Regions from separate parts of the Homo sapiens genome. Here regions 1 and 2 are each linked to region 3. The links are chromatin loops, found by intact Hi-C in ENCODE. Cell type or tissue: PC-9. All regions are shown on one strand.

What was found. Peaks named below come from ENCODE experiments on the same cell type or tissue, not always from the same donor. Only the 100,000 strongest peaks of a DNase experiment are listed, where the experiment ranks them.
Region 1: it touches region 3 in a loop (5-fold over the local background); 3 of 110 quality-filtered maps call a loop at or near these places.
Region 2: a loop joins it to region 3, with 9 times the contacts of the local background. A loop is called at or near these places in 2 of 110 quality-filtered maps.

What each region holds. Positions count from the first base shown.
Region 1 is chr17:31,826,174-31,828,673 of GRCh38, reverse strand. No RefSeq gene overlaps it. Among named protein-coding and RNA genes, the nearest start is that of COPRS, 32 kb to the left of the region's middle. In PC-9, no CTCF peak of the experiment used is centred here; no DNase peak of the experiment used is centred here.
Region 2 is chr17:31,595,507-31,598,006 of GRCh38, reverse strand. No RefSeq gene overlaps it. Among named protein-coding and RNA genes, the nearest start is that of MIR365B, 21 kb to the right of the region's middle. RefSeq lists enhancers at 1-345, 1,218-1,357, 541-1,405, 1,406-2,272. In PC-9, no CTCF peak of the experiment used is centred here; DNase peaks (open chromatin) are centred at 1,196 and 1,676; H3K27ac peaks cover 2,074 bases.
Region 3 is chr17:31,674,043-31,676,542 of GRCh38, reverse strand. No RefSeq gene overlaps it. Among named protein-coding and RNA genes, the nearest start is that of MIR365B, 100 kb to the right of the region's middle. In PC-9, no CTCF peak of the experiment used is centred here; DNase peaks (open chromatin) are centred at 1,412 and 2,052.

The DNA of each region.
Region 1 (2,500 bases), 150 kb before region 3:
TTTAAAATTTAGGCCGGGTGTGGTGGCTTATACCTGAAATCCCAGCACTTTGGGAGGCCGAGGCGGGTGGATCACTTTAGGTCAGGAGTTCGAGACCAGCCTGGCCAACAGGGCGAAACCCTGTCTCTAATAAAAATACAAAAATTAGTCATGCGTGGTGGCACGTGCCTGTAATCCCAGCTACTTGGGAGGCTGAGACATGAGAATCACTTGAACATGGGAGGTGGAGGTTGCAGTGAACTGAGATGGTGCCACTGCACTCCAGCCAGGGTGACAGAGCAAGACCCTCTCTCAAAAAAAAAAAAAAAAAAAATCGGGTAAAACATGTATAACATAAAATTTACCATTTTAACAATTTTTAAGTGTAGAGTTCAGTGGCACATTCATGTTGTGTAGAGCCATCACCACATCCATCTCCAGAACTTTTTCATCATCTCAAATTGAAACTTGGTACCCATCAAACACTCCTGTTTCCTCCTGCCCCTCCCATGGTAAGCATGCCTCTTTCTGCTGTCTTTGACTATTTTAGGTATCCTATATAAGTGGAATCATTGCAGATTTGTTCTCTTTTTCTTCTTTTGTTTGTTGAAATTGATAGTTTTGAGGAGTGCTGGTCAGATATTTTGTAAGATTTCCCACTATTGGAATTTGTCTGTTTTTCTCACGACAAGACCGATGCTTGATGTCTATTTTTTACTGTCTGCCAAGTAAGATGCTAAGTGCTAGGAATTCATAAACAAAGCCTAGGTTCTTAGCTTGTGCTCATTTTGCAGATGAGGACTTGACTCTCAGAGAGTTTTAGTTACTTGCCCAGGGTCATATAGCCAATAAATGGCAAAGATGGGATTTGAACTTATCCTTCTGATTTAGACTTGCACCTTCTCCTCCACACTCCTTTTATGCAGGCCAACCAGAGCTGGTGTCCCTACCCTCCTCTTGGACCATTCACAGTCAGTTGGGTGGGTCGGAGCCAGGCAGGTGCTGGGTGCTGGGCCACCTCCATGGAGCAGGCAGTAGCTCTCCACCGAGATTTTTCTTAAATATTTATTTATTTATTTATCAGAGAGGGTCTCCCTCTGTCACCCAGGCTAGAGTGCAGTGGCATGATCATGGCTCAGTGCAGCCTCAACTTCCCTGGCTCAAGTGATCCTCCTGAGTCTCTGGGACTACAAGCGCATGCCACCACATCCAGCTAATTTTTGTATTTTTCATAGAGATGGTGTTTCGCCATGTTGCCCAGGCTGGTCTTGAACTCTTGGGCCGAAGCAATCTTCCCACCTAGGTCTCCCAAAGTGCTGGGATTATAGGTGTGAGCCACTGTGCCTGGTCTTTAAAAACTTTTCTTAATTTTAAACAATTTGAAACATTTTATACATACATGAGTGTATATAACGCATGGGGTCAGTTTGAAGGATAATAATGAAAATAAATGCCCATGTTCCCAGCACCTAACCGAACAATTCCATGTTTTCAATACTTTCTAAACCTCCCTGGGTGCTCCCTTCCCCTTAAGTCCCACCTTTTCCCCTTGTCCCTGGCAGGTCATCACCATCCTGAATTTTGTGTCTGTCATTCTCTTTTCTCTGTGGTTTTACCACATAGGCATATGCCCCATACGTCAATATGTTGTTTAGTCTGGAGAGATTGTTGGGCTTCTATTGAGTGAGGTCACAATGCACATTATGTTATGATTTGCCTCTTTCAGTCAACATTGTGTTTATGGGATTCATTCATTCAGTTTAGCTTATTCATTTTCACCACTATACAGTATTTCATTGTATGAATATGGTCTGTATTTTTTAATCCATTCTCATGGCCGTGGGGGTTTGGGCTGTTTGCAGTTTTTGCCTTTATAAGCAGTGCTGCTAAGAACATTCTGCGGCCCATGGGTGGGAGAGTTTCTCCAGCTGTCTTATGAAGAGTGGATTTACTGGATCATAGAGTATGTGTTCCAGGTGATACCAAACTGTTTTCCAAAGGCTTGGGTCCGTCTCCACTCCCACCAGTCATGTATGAGGGTCCTCACCCCTCCATATCCTCAGAGCCGTCTTTGGTGCTGGTCTGTCTTTCACCTCAGCTATGTCGACATCTCAGAGGCCATTGGCCGTACTCAGCGCTCAGGCCTTACTTGGCCTCTGGCCTGAGTATCTCTAGCTTAGTCACTTGGACTTCCGGCTTCCCTGAGCGTTTAAGCCCGTGCTTGTGTTGTTGGCTCCAGCCCTGGGTCCGGGCACAGAGCTCCAGCCTTGGCTCCAGATTCTGGGTCCTGGTAGGGCTCTGTGTCTCCAGAGTGGTCAAGGAAGTTAGACCCAAGCAAGGTGGCACTGGAATTTTCCATCATGCAGGAGACAGTGTCTTCCCATCCCCTTGCCTTCTTCCTGCCCTGAGAACCAGGAATCCTTAAGAGGGCTTTCATGGTTTTTTTTGAGGCCTTTTGGTTGGTGAACACCAGAACTGTCAGTACTGGCAGGAGGACGTGACATCTGTGCTGGCCCTAGGC
Region 2 (2,500 bases), 79 kb after region 3:
CCTCCTGTTCAAGAAATTGGTTCTCACCTGACATGAGGACTGAAGGCCTGGGGTTCCCCGTCAGGCAGCCTCTCGGGAAGAAGTGTCCCCCCATCCTCATTCTTTGAGTACCTGCCCCTTGTGCAGACCCAATGCAGCAGAGCATCCAGTAGGGCTGCTGCCTGCAAGAGGCCACGTCTGAGGATGGGGAGACTCTGCGGGCCCATGCGGTAGGTAGTCTACTGAGCACTTGCTTGGTGCCAAGCTCCATCCAAGCTGGGGTCTAGGGTCACAGGAGGAGCAAGACTCCCTTCCTGACCTCCAGGGACACCTTGTCCAGGGCAGGAAACAAACACAAGAATCCTTCATGCTTCATGCACACTCAACTGAGGACAGAGGTCAACCATGTAGACGGGCACTCCAACAGAGATGGCAACAGATTCACAATGGCCAAAGCCATCTCAGTTCCCCTCACAGCTCCTCTGTGATGGGAAGGTAGATCACATTTTACAACACTTATGCATAGAGGGCACATTTGTGCACACACCCAAAACCAGGCAAGTGCCTTAACCACTCTCGACCTCAGTTTTGACTTTTGCTAAATGGGCTTATGTTGTGTAGCTGTTGTGAGACTGGATGCAGGAATGGATGTGACAGGGCTCACCTCTCAGTAGGTATCCAGTGTTAGCTTCCTAAGCACAAGCAGCCGTCTTGGTGTGGGGCAAGATGGCAGGTGGGGACAGGGGTCTCTGACAGATGAAGTTGGGACCCCAATGCAGGAAGAGTGGGGTGAGTTGTCTGGGGCCAAACTTCAGGATGCCAGGCTCTGGGCACTGCCTTTACCTTACCTCTTCCCCCTGCAGGGTCAGGGAGGTCCCCATCCTGCCCTCCCTTCTAGGCTCATGACAGACCAAGCCACCCCATGTCCACCACCCTGTTGCTCAGTTGATGGGTCATGAAGCCACATGAGCTCATTGTTCCGGCCTGTCCCAGCCTTGACCATTCTGCAGTGGAAGAGCTGGTCCTAACCTGGAAATCCCCCCCAGCAGGCAGAGGGAGCAGCGCCATGCCTCCCTCATCGTAGCTCCTGACTCGCTGGCAGTGGCAGCCACTTCCTCTGGCCAGGCTGGGCCAGCAGTTGCGCTGCCTATAAATAGAAGAGTGAGATTCCTCGTGGCCCAGTGAATGGCACTGACATCCTGCCTCCGCCTGACTGAGCCCTGAGTCACAGGCCCCTGCCGGAGGCCCTGCTGCTCTGGGCAGACCAGGCCTGCACCACTGACAAGGCCTAGGAGGAAGCATTAGGGCAGTCAAGAGTCCCTGGGGAGGCTGACTGAGGCTTAAAGAAACGGGGCTGGCATTTCCTCCCGGCAAGGCTGGCCAGGGCCCTGCACTCAGGCTGGCTGGTGAAGAAGCGTGCTGGGGGGCTGCGTGCATGCAGGCACGGTGTCAAGGTGGCCGGCCCCAGGAAACACAGCAGCCTCTACACTCCCTTCCAACAGTGCAATGGAAGGGGGGCGTTTCCCAAAAGCCTCATCTGTGCTCATGGCACCCTCATTCTGCCTTTGCTCATTTAAAAGCCAAAACCAAACCCACACAAGATAGGCACACCCACAGGAGCTCAGAAAATTGGTGGGAAGGCTGGAAAAACAGGCCTGGGCAAGGGCAGGAACCAAGACAGCTCCTGAGGGCCAAAAGGCGGGAAGGGCAAGCGCATAGATTGGGGGTGGGGAGCAGGAATGCGTGGCAGGAGGCAGCCGGGAGACTCTGACTGTCCTTGTCCTTCTGCCCATGAATTAGAGGAGTGGACAATCTTACTGGCTAGGTGGGTCACATGTCCACCCTATGGCAGGGCAGGGCAGAGGGAGCCTGGTAGACTCTGTCCAGCAGAGAAGAGGCAGTTCCTCCCCAAAAGAAACTAAAGGCCTGTGAGGAAAGGGAGTTGGGTGGTCCAGGCTCAGCAGATGCCCACCATCCATGCTCTGCTCTGAGAGGGCCATCAGACACCCACCTATCCAGCAGGCTCTCCCCACCGGCCCTCATTATTCCCCACTCCCGCCCTAGCTGCCTCGCACTCTAGCTTTTGGGATGTGTTTTATTTTGTTTTCTTGTTTCTTTCTCCTCCACTGGATCCACTGGATTCCACGCTCCATGAGGACGAGGACCAGGTCAGGATGTGTTCACCTTTCCCTGTGCAACTGGCACGTATTAAATGAATGAATGAGCAGCCTGCATGTGTGGGGCACACACACTCATGAGCACACCCCTTACATGCACTCCTCACACACACTCACTCCATAGGCACACTCTCCCCTCCATGGTGTTCTCATCTAGTTTAAGAAGTGTGCATAGTGGCTCATGCCTGCAATCCCAGCACTTTGGGAGGCTGAGGCAGATGGATTGCTCGAGCCCAGAAGTTTGAGACCAGCTTGGACAACATAGTGAGACCCCCATCTCTACAAAAAATACAAAAAATTAGCCAGGTGTGGTGGTGTTCGCCTGTGGTCCCAGCTACATGAGA
Region 3 (2,500 bases):
CACCCAGGCTGGAGTACAGTGGTGCCATCTCAGCTCACTGCAATCTCGCCTCCCAGGTTCAAGTGATTCTCTCTGCCTCAGCCTTCCCAGTAGCTGGGATTACAGGTGTCCACCACCATATCCGGCTAGTTAGTTTTTTTTATTTTTAGTAGAGACTGGGTTTCACCATGTTGGCCAGGCTGGTCTCAAACTCCTGACCTCAGGTGATCTGCCCACCTTGGCCTCCCAAAGTGCTGGGATTACAAGCCTGAGACACCGTACCCAGCCCCATTTTTCTTTCATTCTATTTTTTCGTTCTCTCTCTTTCCTATCCTCCCCTCCCTCCCACCTTTCCTTCCTTCCTCCCTCCTTTCCTTTTTCCCTCCCTCCCTATCTTCCTCCCTCCCTCTCTCTTTTTCTCCCTCTCTCCCTCCCTCCCTCCCTCCTGAGAGGTGAAGCCGGCTGGGCTTCTGGGTCAGGTAGGGACTCCAAGAACTTTTCTGTCTATCTATAGGATTGTAAACACACCAATCAGCACTCTGTGTCTAGCTAAAGGTTTGTAAACGCACCAATCAGCACTCTGTAAAAACTCACCAATCAGTGCTCTGTGTCTAGCTAAAGGTTTGTAAATGCACCAATCAGCACCCTGTAAAAATGCACAAATCAGTGCTCAGTGTCTAGCTAAAGGTTTGTAAACGCACCAATCAGCACTCTGTAAAAACAGACCAATCAGCACTCTGTAAAATAGACCAATCAGCGCTCTGTAAAATGGACCAATCAGCAGGATGTGGGTGAGGCCAAATAAGGGAATAAAAGCTGGCCACCCCTCTGGTCACCTTCCAAGTTGTGGAAGCTTTATTCTTTGGCTAGCTGCAATAATTCTTGTTGCTGCTCACTCTTTGGGTCCGCACTACCTTTGTGAGCTGTAACACTCACCACAAAGGTCTGTAGGATCACTTCTGAAGCCAGTGAAATCACGAACCCACCAAGAGGAACAAACAACTCCAGACGTGCCACCTTTAAGAGCTGTAACACTCACTGCGAAAGTCTGTGGCTTCACTCCTGAAGTCAGCGAGACCATGAACCCACCAGAAGGAAGAAACTCTGGACATGTTTGAACATCTGAAGGAACAAACTCCAGACACACCATTTTTAAGAAATGTAACACACACCATGAGTGTCCACAAGTTCATTCTTGAAGTCAGCGAGACCAAGAACCCACGGGAAGGAACCAATGCTGGACACACTCCCTTCTTTCCTTCCCCACTCACTGTGCACTCCTCTGAGCCAAGCCCTGGTATGGAGAAGGTCCTGCCTTCCAGGGGTGCACCTCAGTGCTCTCCACACCTGGCTGAGCATCACAAGCACTTGGACAATCTACTTATTTCTGACATCTGGCTACACTCCAGAGTCTGAGTCAGATTCTCCCAGAGCAGGGCCTGGGCTTGACTATCTTGAAATCACTCCTGAGGTGATTCTGATGCAGCAAGCAGATCTGCACATGGGAGTGGAGAATCACCAGTTTGGAGGAAGTCTTAGGTGTGCTGAGGACAAAGAAAAAGAAGCAATCAACCCTAGGGTATGAAGCAGGAAGGGTCCACTGCTAGGAAACAGGACTTCACAGAGGAGATGACCGAAATCGGTTTTGAGGGATGTATAGGAGTTTGTCAGGAAGGCAGGGTTTGGATGGGAGTAGGAAAGGTGTTTTAGGTAAAGAAAGCAATTTCTACAAAGGCGTGGAGGCAGAAAACAGTGACATATTCGGGAAGCTGTAAAAAATTTAGTGTGGCTGGAGGGTCAGGCAGAGATACAGCTGGAGAAGTGCCAGAGGCAGGTCACCAGCAATGCAACAGCCCAGTTTGTCTTTACGTTTCCTCAGAAAACCCTTTCTGCCCCTTGATCATCATTTTTAGTTTCTGTGGACCCTTTCCCTGCATTTTTTCGAATGCCACGATGCCCAGAGGGACCTGTATTCTGCTGGCATCTAAAACCAGAGGAAATGGAGCCAGGGAATGTCATCCAATCTGAGTCTGTCCAATAGCCAGAAACTTCCCGAGGGGCCTAGGCATACAGCTACTGCGATGAGTAATGCACAGAACCCGCAAGACTAGGGTTTGAATTCCAGCCCTGCCTCTAAGCTGTGGAGCCTGGAATTGGGTATGGAACCATTCTGAACCTCATTTTCTTCTCTTTTCAAAACAGGATAGACACTGGAGGCATGGCTCTCCTGTGTCGATCCGCCAGTGCCTGGCACATTGTAGGCATGAAGCAAATGCAGCCTTCTTCCCTCCTTGCCTACTGCACTACACTCACCCACATCCAGTTGCTTTCCTCTAAGCCTGCAGAGCTGCCAGTTATCTCGGGTTTTTTGTTTTGAGATAAGGTCTCACCCTGCCACCCAGGCTGAGGTGCAGTGGTGTGATCACGGCTCACTGCAGCCTTAAACTCCTAAACTCAAGTGATCCTCCTGCCTTGCCTCTCCAAAAGCTACCACTACAGGCGTGCACCACCTCACCCAGCT